Regions from separate parts of the Mus musculus genome. Here region 1 is linked to region 2. The links are chromatin loops, found by intact Hi-C in ENCODE. Cell type or tissue: heart. All regions are shown on one strand. Each heading gives the region's core, and the rest is flanking DNA. Links, peaks and the distances in the headings are about the cores only. Region 1 overlaps Slc2a1 (solute carrier family 2 (facilitated glucose transporter), member 1). Region 2 holds the start of Gm35510 (a long non-coding RNA gene).

Evidence for each region. A loop is a pair of places that touch in the nucleus more often than their neighbours do. Peaks named below come from ENCODE experiments on the same cell type or tissue, not always from the same donor. Only the 100,000 strongest peaks of a DNase experiment are listed, where the experiment ranks them.
Region 1: a loop joins it to region 2, with 1.9 times the contacts of the local background. A loop is called at or near these places in 1 of 42 quality-filtered maps.

Annotation. Positions count from the first base shown.
Region 1 is chr4:119,118,437-119,123,806 of GRCm38, reverse strand. It overlaps Slc2a1 (solute carrier family 2 (facilitated glucose transporter), member 1), which reads right to left. Exons shown (of 10, transcript NM_011400.3): 2 at 3,321-3,416. Among named protein-coding and RNA genes, the nearest start is that of Gm12867, 11 kb to the left of the region's middle. In heart, for the core only: no CTCF peak of the experiment used is centred there; DNase peaks (open chromatin) are centred at 2,346 and 5,016; H3K4me3 peaks cover 674 bases; H3K27ac peaks cover 3,449 bases.
Region 2 is chr4:119,069,825-119,075,194 of GRCm38, reverse strand. Gm35510 (a long non-coding RNA gene) reads right to left here and starts at 2,194. Exons shown (of 3, transcript XR_868067.2): 1 at 2,122-2,194; 2 at 1,536-1,599. In heart, for the core only: no CTCF peak of the experiment used is centred there; no DNase peak of the experiment used is centred there; H3K4me3 peaks cover 2,087 bases; H3K27ac peaks cover 5,000 bases; H3K27me3 peaks cover 648 bases.

The DNA of each region.
Region 1 (5,370 bases), core at 278-5,277, 48 kb before region 2:
CCCTTGCTACTTTCATCCTCTCCTCATGATAAATGGAAAAACCCAGCCAGGCTTGTGAGAAGTGTCTGCAAAGCGCAGAAATGGACAGACTAACACCGCTGCGTTTGGCTCAGGAATGTCACTCCATCACGGTCATTCTCAAGTCTGGCTCCTGTCCTTTTGGACAGGTCTCTTATGAGTATTGAGAGAATGGCTGCTCTCATACATGCAACTCACTCGTTTACCTGTCCTCAGACACAGCGAGCAGCAGGTCTGGCCACCTTCACCCCAGCACTGGCCTCCCACCGTTTCTTACTAGCTAGGAAGTCTCCACATCAGACAAACCCATTCCAGCTTTGCTTGCCCCCACCTCCTACCCCCCAGTCTCCCAGGCTCCTGCCCAACAGCTGCCTCCTAAGGACTGCCTAACCTACCTCCTTAGCTTTCTCCTCTCCTCTACTGATGCCTTACAACATGTTTCTAAAAGGAATCTGGAATGATAATAATAATATAAAAAATCCCAACACAAACAGCAACCTTAGGCAAGCCATCCAGCCATTAGGACTTCTCTCTTCTCTACCTACCAAGTCTACTCTCTCTCCCTTCCTCTCTTCAAACTAATGCAAGGAGACATCTTCACACACTGCACATCTAACTGCTCTTTGCAGCCACAAAGCCACCACTGCTATTTCAGCAGTCCAGTTTAGACTGGGTCTCTGCTCCTTTACTGGAGTGTGAGCCTATTACTATGACAAGCACTGCCCTTACAAGGACAGTGGAGAACAAGCTTGACAAAGACCCTCATCCTTCAAGACCTCAGATCTTCCCTCCACCTTGTGAAGTTGCCGTTTCTGGGTCCTATATTCTATACTAGCATTTTGGAAACAGGGTCTTATGTAGACCACACTGGCCTCAGACTTGCTATGTAGCCAAGGTCTTATGTAGAACTCTGGAGCCTCCTGCCTCCACTTCTTACATCTCCACGGGGATTCTAGGTGTACAGCACCATGCCCTGCACTCCTGTTTGGTTTTAGATGTCAGCTTCTCTTCCTAGGGTCCTTTCCATCTGTCACTGGGGATGTCCAAGAGCTGACCTTTGCTCTCTTTACATCACAGATCTTCCCCCATGCCCACCCAGATAGCAGTGACCATCATTCACTCACTCTTCAGCCTGTGAACAAGAAACCACTCAGATCCTCGAGGTGGCCAACAACCTCGTGCCTATAAACTAATTCCTGATACCTTACACCTACAGACTAACTAACTCCTGCCGCCTTGCACCTACTAGCTGCTCCCCTGAACCAGACATGTAAAAGCCATTTTTGAACCCTTTTCCCTCATGTCCCCATACTGAACTTTGACTAAATTACACTTATTTGTGTATGGGGGAGGATACATGTGTATTCTGGCATGTATGTGGTGATCAGAGGACAACTTGTAGGGATCTCTGTTCTTGTCTTCTGCCATGTGGGTCCTGGGAACTAAACTCAGGTTGTCAGGCTTGGTGGCAGGCACCTCAGATTCTGGTCCATCTCTCCAGCAGGCAGCATTTGTTCTTATGGCATTAGTCTGAGTGTCTGACCCCAGCTTACACTCTCAGATCCATCTACTCCAGGTGCATTAATATTTCCAAAGATGCAGATCTGACCAGATCTAACCTCCTCCACAGGCTCAAAGGTCCTCATGATACCCCCTCCCCCCACCTACCCATCTGGCTATGCCAGGACAAGATAGGGGCTGGCTATGCTGTAGATCCAAGATGCTCATGCAAGGACTATAGCGGACCAGTTCTGGCTTGCTGTGAACTCCCAACTTCTCTTCTCCCCCAGCCTACCTTCCTGACATGCCACAATACTCATCCTTCACAGAGGATGTGGCTCTCTGCAATCTGGGCATCTTACTGACTCCCCTGCAGGCCCCCCTGCCCTGCCTTGCCTTTAGAGCATTAGCTGTCTAATTAGCTGTCATTAGCTCACTGTGACCTCAGTTACGACAGGGCCTGACCCACCGCTTGTCAGCTCCGGCTACCCTCAGAAATAGTTAAGGAGCTTGCTTGGCATCCCAAACCAGAACCTGGGTGGTCCAGGGACCCTCAATGTGCAGCAAGCCCATCTCCCTACTTTTTCCCATCTTGTTGTATAGACTTTACATCTGCAGATTCCCCCAAAACAGCTGGCTGCAAAGGACACACTTAGGTGGGAGCTGTCTAAGCACTTAGTAAAAACAAGGTTTGGGATTTGTTCCAAGCATGGGCTCACAGTTGCCATGTTAGATCCTGGAAAAATCCCATCAGGGCTGCTGCAGCTCAGCATGACTCAGCAGCCAAGCCTTCCTAGGGACTTGCTCCCCAGCATCGGGCGTGGCCCCTACAGCCAAGCTCCGCCTACTTGGAAGAAGCCCAGCTCTGATTCTAGTCTGGTGCCCTGGTCCCGAGAGAGGCACTCTCACACTCACTGTCTAGCCTCCTCAGCCTGGGTAGTGAGCATGTCTGACAGGAGGGCTGACTACCTCTACTCCATGAGCCCTGTGAAAGTGGGAATTGTTAAAGGACAAGAGAGTGGGTCAGGAAAGGAAGGCAGCCTGAGGCTATGGAAACAAAGAGCTTGGCTGAGATGCCACCATTCACCAGTACATGACCTTACCCACAGGTCATTTCATCAGCCTGAGTCTGTAAAATAGAACTCACCACCAACGTCATAAACACACGTAAGATGCCCAGTGTAAAGGAGGCGCTGCGACAGCCTCCAGGTCTGTCCCTCACCTGTGTTCCTCTTCTCTCAGAACAAGGAGGTGAATGCCACAGTCATTTCCAGTCTAAACACCCAGAGAGAACACAAGTGGGGGCAGATCTGAGGTGTGCAATGGGGAGAAGGAAGCCAGGCCGAGCTCCTGCAGCACCTCAGGGTGAGATGCCATGTTTACTTAAATTGACCTGGGACCTCCAGGGACAGGAAGCCGTTACAGTCTGGAACTGGACTATGCTGTAAGTGGCTGGCGTGTGAGAACATAAAAACTGCACGACAGGGTGGCACTGGGGAAGGCTCCTCTTCTCTGACCATTTCCCCCACTGCCTGCCCACTTGCCCAGCAACAGATGTGGAGCTTTCAGGAGCCCCAAATACTATATAAATGAAATTCCACTATACTGATCAGTGTAAATGTCTGTGCTGTTTGGGAAACAGTCAAGACAGCCTACCACAGTAGCACCATTCTATGGCCCTGGGATTCTAGAATTCCAGCTGGGAGGGAAGATGGTCAGTTGATGTCAATGATGGACACCGAGGTGGCACCATGAATGTGTGTGGGTGATGGTATATATGGGGAGTGGCATAGCACACTTACCTTCTGGGGGGCGTTGATGACACCAGTGTTATAGCCGAACTGCAGTGATCCGAGCACTGCTCCTCCCACAGCCAACATGAGGCGGCCCGTCACCTTCTGCAGGAAGAAACCACAGGGTTACAGGCATGTCTGGGCCCAGAGTACTACAGAGCAAAGTCAATGCTGGCAGGTTCCCATGTTCAGATATGCCTCGCCTGACTCCTGGCAACACATTTGTCCTTCTCCCAGGAAACCTGGCTACTTCCTGGCCTCAGGTGCCCAAACCTGCCCAGCTGACTTCTAGACTTCTCTGAGGAGAGAGAGCAATCAGGTTTTTCTTTATGCAGTTAGAGAGCCTTTGGCTTTCCAAGGTCTCACTACCCAGGTAGGAGTGATACTTACATTTCAGGTAGCCCCACATTGTGGGAGGAAGAGGAACCAACCTTCCCTCCCTCACCAGGAAGGCCAAACTGAATGAAAGGGACAGTGCAGATGGGGAAGAAAGGCTCTGGATTCAAAGCCAAGGGCAATGGCCTGAGTCTAGCCAATAGGAATTCTTGCAGGCTAGCTGGGTTTCCCTGCCCCACTGCCTCCCTACCCTCCATGTGCCTATCTGCAAAATGGGAACAGTCACATTGTTCAGCACTGGAGACATGACCCTGCCCTTCTCTAGCCTTCCTACCCTTCACTGGGGAGAAAACAAAAGTTCTTGAGAGCTCAGAGCAAGAGATCAAAGTTCCAATCTACTCAGGGGTCTGCAGCAGCGTCAGGATCAGAATACAGGGCCCTGGAGTCCTCACTGAGTGCTCCTCACACCAACGCCCCCACCCCTACCCCCTGCAAACCATGAGCTTTCATTTCAGGGTGAATTGTACCAGATAACAGAAATACGATTCAAAAAGTACATGACCCGAAGTGACTAAGGGACAAAGGGTTGAAGGCAGCAGGAAGGGATAAGGCCAGCAGGTGAAAGGGCCTGTTTACACAGAGGTGGAAGGCCAGTGAGGTGTCCACCTGAATAGACAAAGTTAGGGACTCTCCAGCTCTTCAAACGAAGAAGCCAAGAAATATAACTTGAGGCAGGCCCTTGACTGGCTGTGGGAAAAGAGAGCTGGGGACTCATGCCAAAACCAAAGAAATAGACCAGCATCTACGGATGCAGAACACCCGCATGGCGCTGGGCTGGGCGATTCGGGTCCAAGAGGGAAGCCTAAGATCAGGAGCCGTGCGAGACTCTGTCTAGGATAGTGTGTGATAGTTTTAGCTGGGTTTCAGCCTTGTGTGAGCGTCTGGGCCTGTCTCCCCACAGTACCCAGAAGCTGCCCTGACTTCTAGATTGTTAGATAGAGCTGGGCGTAGCCCTTAAGCAGACTTGTTCCCAGGTCTTCTCATTTTCCAGAAGCCTGAAAGACAAGGACTGCCAAAGCTATAGTTCTCACATGAAACTCTGAGAAAGAGGAAGGCCTGTGTCTGCTCCAGTGGACACAGAATGTTGGAGCCTGCCTTCGAATGGTCTGTCTGTCTGTTTCTCCTTGACTGACCTTGCAAAGTCATTCTTTACTGCGCCACTTCCCTTCAACTCCCATCCTCTGTGAACTCAGTCAAAAGGCATGGCCTCTCACATCTCCTGTCTCCCAGCTCTCTAGGGAGCCTCCAGACCCAGTGCTGCGGGGTGAGTGGGCAGGGAGTACATGACAAGCTTCTGGGAGCCACAGCCGAGCCAAGAGTCATCAGGTGACCAGTGGGACTTATGAGGCTGTGGTAAACATCAGTGACAGAGCTCAATGGTGACAGCTGAGCCCCACCATATGCTGGGCTATCTGCTGAGTAACATGCTCAGGGTTGCTCAGGTGTAATACTTAGGGTATGCAAATATGCATTTTTCTAGTACACATTAGAATAAAAATGATATTAGCACATACCTATGGTTTAGTGAGCTGTGGCATAGCAGTATAATGGAATATATAAAGGATACATCTGGATGGATTGGTTTGGGACATTCTCCAAGTTACAAGGACAAGTTTAAAGCAAGCTTGATCAGTATTCATATCGAATGCCACCTTTGATATAA
Region 2 (5,370 bases), core at 48-5,047:
TGCTGGACCTTGCTTTCCTGTCTGCCAAATGGGCACTTTATTGAGTTTGTAAAGTGACTGACAAGTCCTGAACCTCTGTGATTGGAAATGAGCTAACGAAAAACAGCCTTCAGATTTGCTTTCCGGTTAAGAAAAGTTTTCACTTAGCATTCAGTGAATACTGCCTTCTATCGCTGACCCTGAGTTAAATAATGCTGGGTGACCGTGGCCACAGGGACCAAGGAAAAGCAGCTCCCTTGGTCTGGGACTTGTTGGTGCAAGTACACAGGCTTAGTAACAGGAATGTAGGGAAGAGGATGCTGAGGGAGCTGAGGGGGAGGGGCAGCGCTGCACGGGACCCCAGTCTTCCTCTGAAGCAACCAAGATGTGTTCATATCTCCTTTACAGACAGCACAACTAAAGCCCAGAGAGGGAAATGCCGCCCAAGGTGGCCAGGCTTGCCTTCAAGCAGACGTCTGTCTTATGGCTCCAATCACCATCCACCATAGCAGTCAGAAAGAGGGAGGGGGCTGAGTCTAGGGAAACCCTGTAGGGCCTGTGCTGAGCACTGTTCGGGAAGCACAGCATGGCATCTCTCTCTCTCTCTCTCTCTCTCTCTCTCTCTCTCTCTGTGTGTGTGTGTGTGTGTGTGTGTGTGTGTGTGTGTGTGTATGTGTGTCCTGGCTTGGGCCAGGAGCTGAGCACTGTTCCTGATTCCAGGCAAGATGCTACCTGAGCACCCCAGGGTCAGAACTGTGACATTCTGCTGCAAGTCCCAGCCTGTCCTGGAACTCACTCTGTAGACCAGGCTGGCCTCGAACTCAGAAATCTGCCTGCCTCTGCTTCCCAAGTGCTGGGATTAAAGGCGTGCGCCACCACTGCCCAGCTAAATCTTGGTCTTGAGCCCTGAGCAATGGGGTCTGCGGTTCCAGTCTTCATCTGTGCAGTGGCTACAGCATCCCTCGGACCTGGGTATGGTCTAGTGCCTCTCCAGAACACCCATAGACTACTTCACCAGGCTGCACGGTACCTCACAACTGCTCTCTGTGCTCCCCTCCTAAGAGTGAGGACTCCAAGCCAGGTTGTTACAATCAGGGCACCTGGGCACCTCTCCGCAGAGGACTGAGGGGAGCCCACATCACAGCCACAGGAGTCCCACACTGTACTGATGAGGAAACTGAGGCAGGCACAATCTCCTGGCACTCTTCCATCTAGTAGGGACTCAGTTGGTGCTCATAAGCTTCCTTTTCTCTTATGCCCTCAAACCCTATTCTGGGTGGTCCTCTGACCTACATTTGGTGGCTTTGGAGGGGGATGGGAGGTCACTCTACAAAGACTTGGGCTGTGAGGCCCTAGGAGAGGGCAGCTGCTTGGAAGAAAAGACTTTCCTCCCAAATTACCTTTGTTCTCCTCCCTCAGCCCTGGGTTGCCCACCCCCTTTCCAGGCAACAAAAAGCTATAAGTTGGGCAGGAGGGGGAAGGGAAATGACCCCCCAAAAGGTCATTCCGAGTTCATTCTCCAGCTCTGCTTGGCTAGAGGGGAAGAGCTGACCCACCTGCTTGCGTGTGTTGTCAGGTGTGGACAAAGCCTGAAAATCTAATCATGTCCTGTGTGAGCACCTATAATAGAGATGGAGACATGCAGTGGTGACTTAGGATGTCTTGAGTCTCCTCTTAACCTCATCAACGCCACCCCTCCCCATCCTGTTTGGGACCAGGTTTCAGAAAATCTTGTGCCACTTAAAACCCGTTCATCCAGGTAGTCAAATGGCCTCCCCATAAGGCATTCCACAGCCAGTACCAGAATGAACACATCAATCCAATCCCGCCCAGGGGCCTGAGGCAGTCCCTGTACTCGCACAAAAGTGGGGGGTGTTGTCAGGACCACCACGAGGTCACCTCTTCCCTAGCCGGCCTAACCTAGGGCTGTGCGTTGTGAGGCTGCGCTCCCCTAGAGACCCAAGTCCGGTCCATTTCTACATCTGGGCATGAGCCATGCCGCCAGAATGCAAGGATCGTGGCGCCTTCCTCGGGTGGAGAACAGATTCCCTCCTGGGCCCCTTCTCCCTACCCCCACCCTCACCCCCGCCTCCACCTCCGGGCCCAGCCCTGGCGCCCGCCCCACACTAGCGGCTTTGTTACCTGGTAGACTACGAGCGCTACGTGCAGTTCGGGCCAGGGCGGAGACCCGGCACAGGGGACAAGGGGGGGCGCGGGCCTCGGCTGGTTCCCCGCTTCCCCGCCCCCTCCTCACACAGCCCAGCCCCGGGCTGCCGCCACCCCTAACAGGATCTTGATGAAATTGGGTTCTGGCATGTTTTTGCCTAGCTCCAAGTTTGGAAGTTCAGGCCTTGGGGCCCCTTATTATTATTTTTTTTTCTTGTGTTCCACCCACCTGAACAGCCCCTCAGGCTCAAAGAAGCCATACTTCATTTTCCACTCAGTGTTTAGGCGACCCTCCTGTGTATACGATGGCTCCCCCCACCCCCACCCCCGTCAGTCTGTTTAAGTCTGCGTCCCAGGCCTAGCTGTTTCTGGGACGCGCCCTTGGGTTCCCGGCTTCGGTCAGTCTCCGAGCGTCCTTTGTCAGATCTCTCTGGTCTACACTTGTCCCTCCAAGATCTAGGCGCACAAGCACTGGCGCAGGCTGACTTGCCAAATAGATGACTTCAATAGGTGACCGAATTTTTGGAGTTGAGACCAAAAATCCTGTCCACTGCGTGGATAGCGGGCATTTTCTGTGTCCCTCAGGTCACGCTCAGCTGTGCTGTCCATCAGGACCTCTGGCTTTCTAGCCTCACCCGGACTGGTTTTCTGCCTCTCTCGAAACAAGCGAAAACCTCCCTTCCCAGGACCCACCTCCCTTGGAGAAGCCAGGTCTGACCCTAGGAGGTTTGTGGTGGTGAGCGGTGCACCTGCTTGTGCCAGATCATCTACTGGAAATGTTGCCTTTGTTTCTACTAACAACCCAGTAAGGTGAACCGAGGGCCTGTACCAGGAGGGTCTGGGATGTAAGCTCTACTGTAGAGACTTCAAAGGTCAAAAGAGACGGCGGGCTAGTTCTTTTCTCCACAGATTCTCTCGTCCTCTTTCTCCCAGGTTATCCCCCGCGGGTCACGCTGCTCCTCTGAACCTCTCCTCACCTTTCTCCTTTCTCTTTTCAACCCTGAGCAGGGTGGGGTGGGATTCCCGCTCTAGATTAGTTCGGGTCCCCTGTGGCTTACAGCCTCAGAGAAGAATTTCGAGGGAGGATGTGCAGGGCGTGGAGAGAGGTGGGGAGAACTGTAAGAATGTGGGGCTCTGGAGGCAAAGGAGAAAGGTGGAGAGAGCGGTGAGGGATGACTTTCCCAGGGCCCTGGGAAGCAGGGGCCAGCTTGAATGACAAAGGTTCCCTGGAGAGCAAAGGAAAGCTCTGGAGGATGGGAAAGGAGGAGAAGGAGGGTCAGAAGGGCGGGGAGGAAGCTGCAGTGGGCGCCCATCTGCAGCTGCCCTTTCAAGTCCGCTAAATCCTTAACAATGAGAGGAACTGACCAGTGGACAAAAACGGGCAGAGGACGATTAACGTAGTTCACTGAAGAAATACAAAAACCTTGTAAAAACATTAGAAGTCCAAAGTGCAAATGAAAAGGAGATTCTGGGGTTTCCTCTCCATACAACTGGTCAAAACAATAGCAGGCAAAACAGCAGATGTTGGGGAGGTGTGGGGAAGTGAGCCCCTGTCTGGTTGCAGGAGGAGGTAAATTGCAGTCTCTCAGCGGGGTCCCCGCAGCCGGAGCTTCACACAGGCTACGCTTTGATTCGGACGCTCAGGTTTAGTAACTCTATTTAGTAAACCCAAATCAATCAAAGATCTATTCTGACCTTACGTGTAGCTGGGCGAAGCTAGTGATTTCTGTAAATGTTCAATGGAAGGGCACTGGGTAAGTGGATTTATGCCAGGTTCACAGACGGAGGTCTATATACAGAATTGAAAAAAAAAAGTGTGATGTGGAAGAATATTAGATATAGGAGGAAACACTCAAGATAAGCCAGGGGAGAGCGGAAGTTATCAAGCAGCATGGCTCATTTTATACAATGTCTACATAAATCTGCACAGGGCTGCATCGGACCTGAGAACTGCACCCTTGGCTCTCTGATCCGAGTCCAGAGACAGCCTTTCGAGAAAGACTGTGGCAACTGCACAGAGGAAAGATCCCACATCCAAACCAAACTGCGAGGAAATTCAAAATAGTGACCGTGACCGGAAGAACCCATGTGCTTTTAGTCTCCTTTTTACTTTTGAATCATTTCCCAAGTTTCTTTGATAAAAACGTGGTAAAACATACAGACATTGACTGTTTTTCGGGGTTGGGTAGAGGGCAGGTAACTCATTGTGGTGCTGGTCTCCTGGGGACCAAGGTCCTCATGCCTGGTGGTTTAAGCCACAGTGTTTCTCAAGGCTGTGGAAGCTGGAGGCTGAGACCAAAGTGCTGGCAGAATTGTTCCTCTGGGTCACAAGAGGATGTGCTCAGGCCTCTCCTAGCTGCTGGCTTCTTTGTTTTGTGGCTTCTTGTGAGTCTTCCCATCTTCCCTCTCTGCCTGTCTCTTTCTGTGTCTAGTCATAAAGGACAGGGCGGTAGGGATGTGTGCTTCACCGTAATCTCATTTTAATTTGAATACCCATATAAAGACCTTGTCTCCCAATATGGTTACATTCTGTTGTATACAGGAATTTGACATGTGAATGGAGGGCAGGAGACTTACCCTCCCCGGAGCCCTGTTGATCCAGTGTGTTCCCTCTGAGTTGAGTGTGGCTGGAAGGTGAGAGGGGAGCCATTTCTAGAGGAGAAGGCCTATTCTGGTTCTTCTTGGATTTGCCTCTCTGTGTGACCTTGACTTCCTCTGGGCTGAAAGAGGATGTGCCCAGGCCTCTCCTGGCTGCTGGCAGCCCCTGGGCTTCTTTATCTTGTTGCTTCTGGTGAATCTTCACATCTTCCCTCTCTGCCTGTCTCTTTCTGAGTATAAACTCTGGGCAACAGTTTCATCCTTTGTAGATGGGGGCTGCTACTCTTGGACCCTCCGGACTTGTACAGATGGAGGGGATCGGTGGGAAGGGCTCTGCTGAGGGTCTTAGGAACTGTCTTCTTGCTCCCTTGGGTCTTCTCAACACCCTCAGGGATTGTGCTGCTACAGGGACAGACACATAGAGCTGGCTCTTAGCTGTGTGGTTCCTGTGAGCCCCAGTGTCCTTACTAACAGCAGATGAATAAAGATTGGCTAGAAGGTTGAGACAGAAGACTGGGAAAGCTGTGTCCGGCAAGAATGCTCAGAAGGCAGGAGGGAGGGAACTGGGGATGTCAACTTGATGGCTCTGATGTTTTCTCACAGCCTGGATTAGCCTCCCCCATCCTA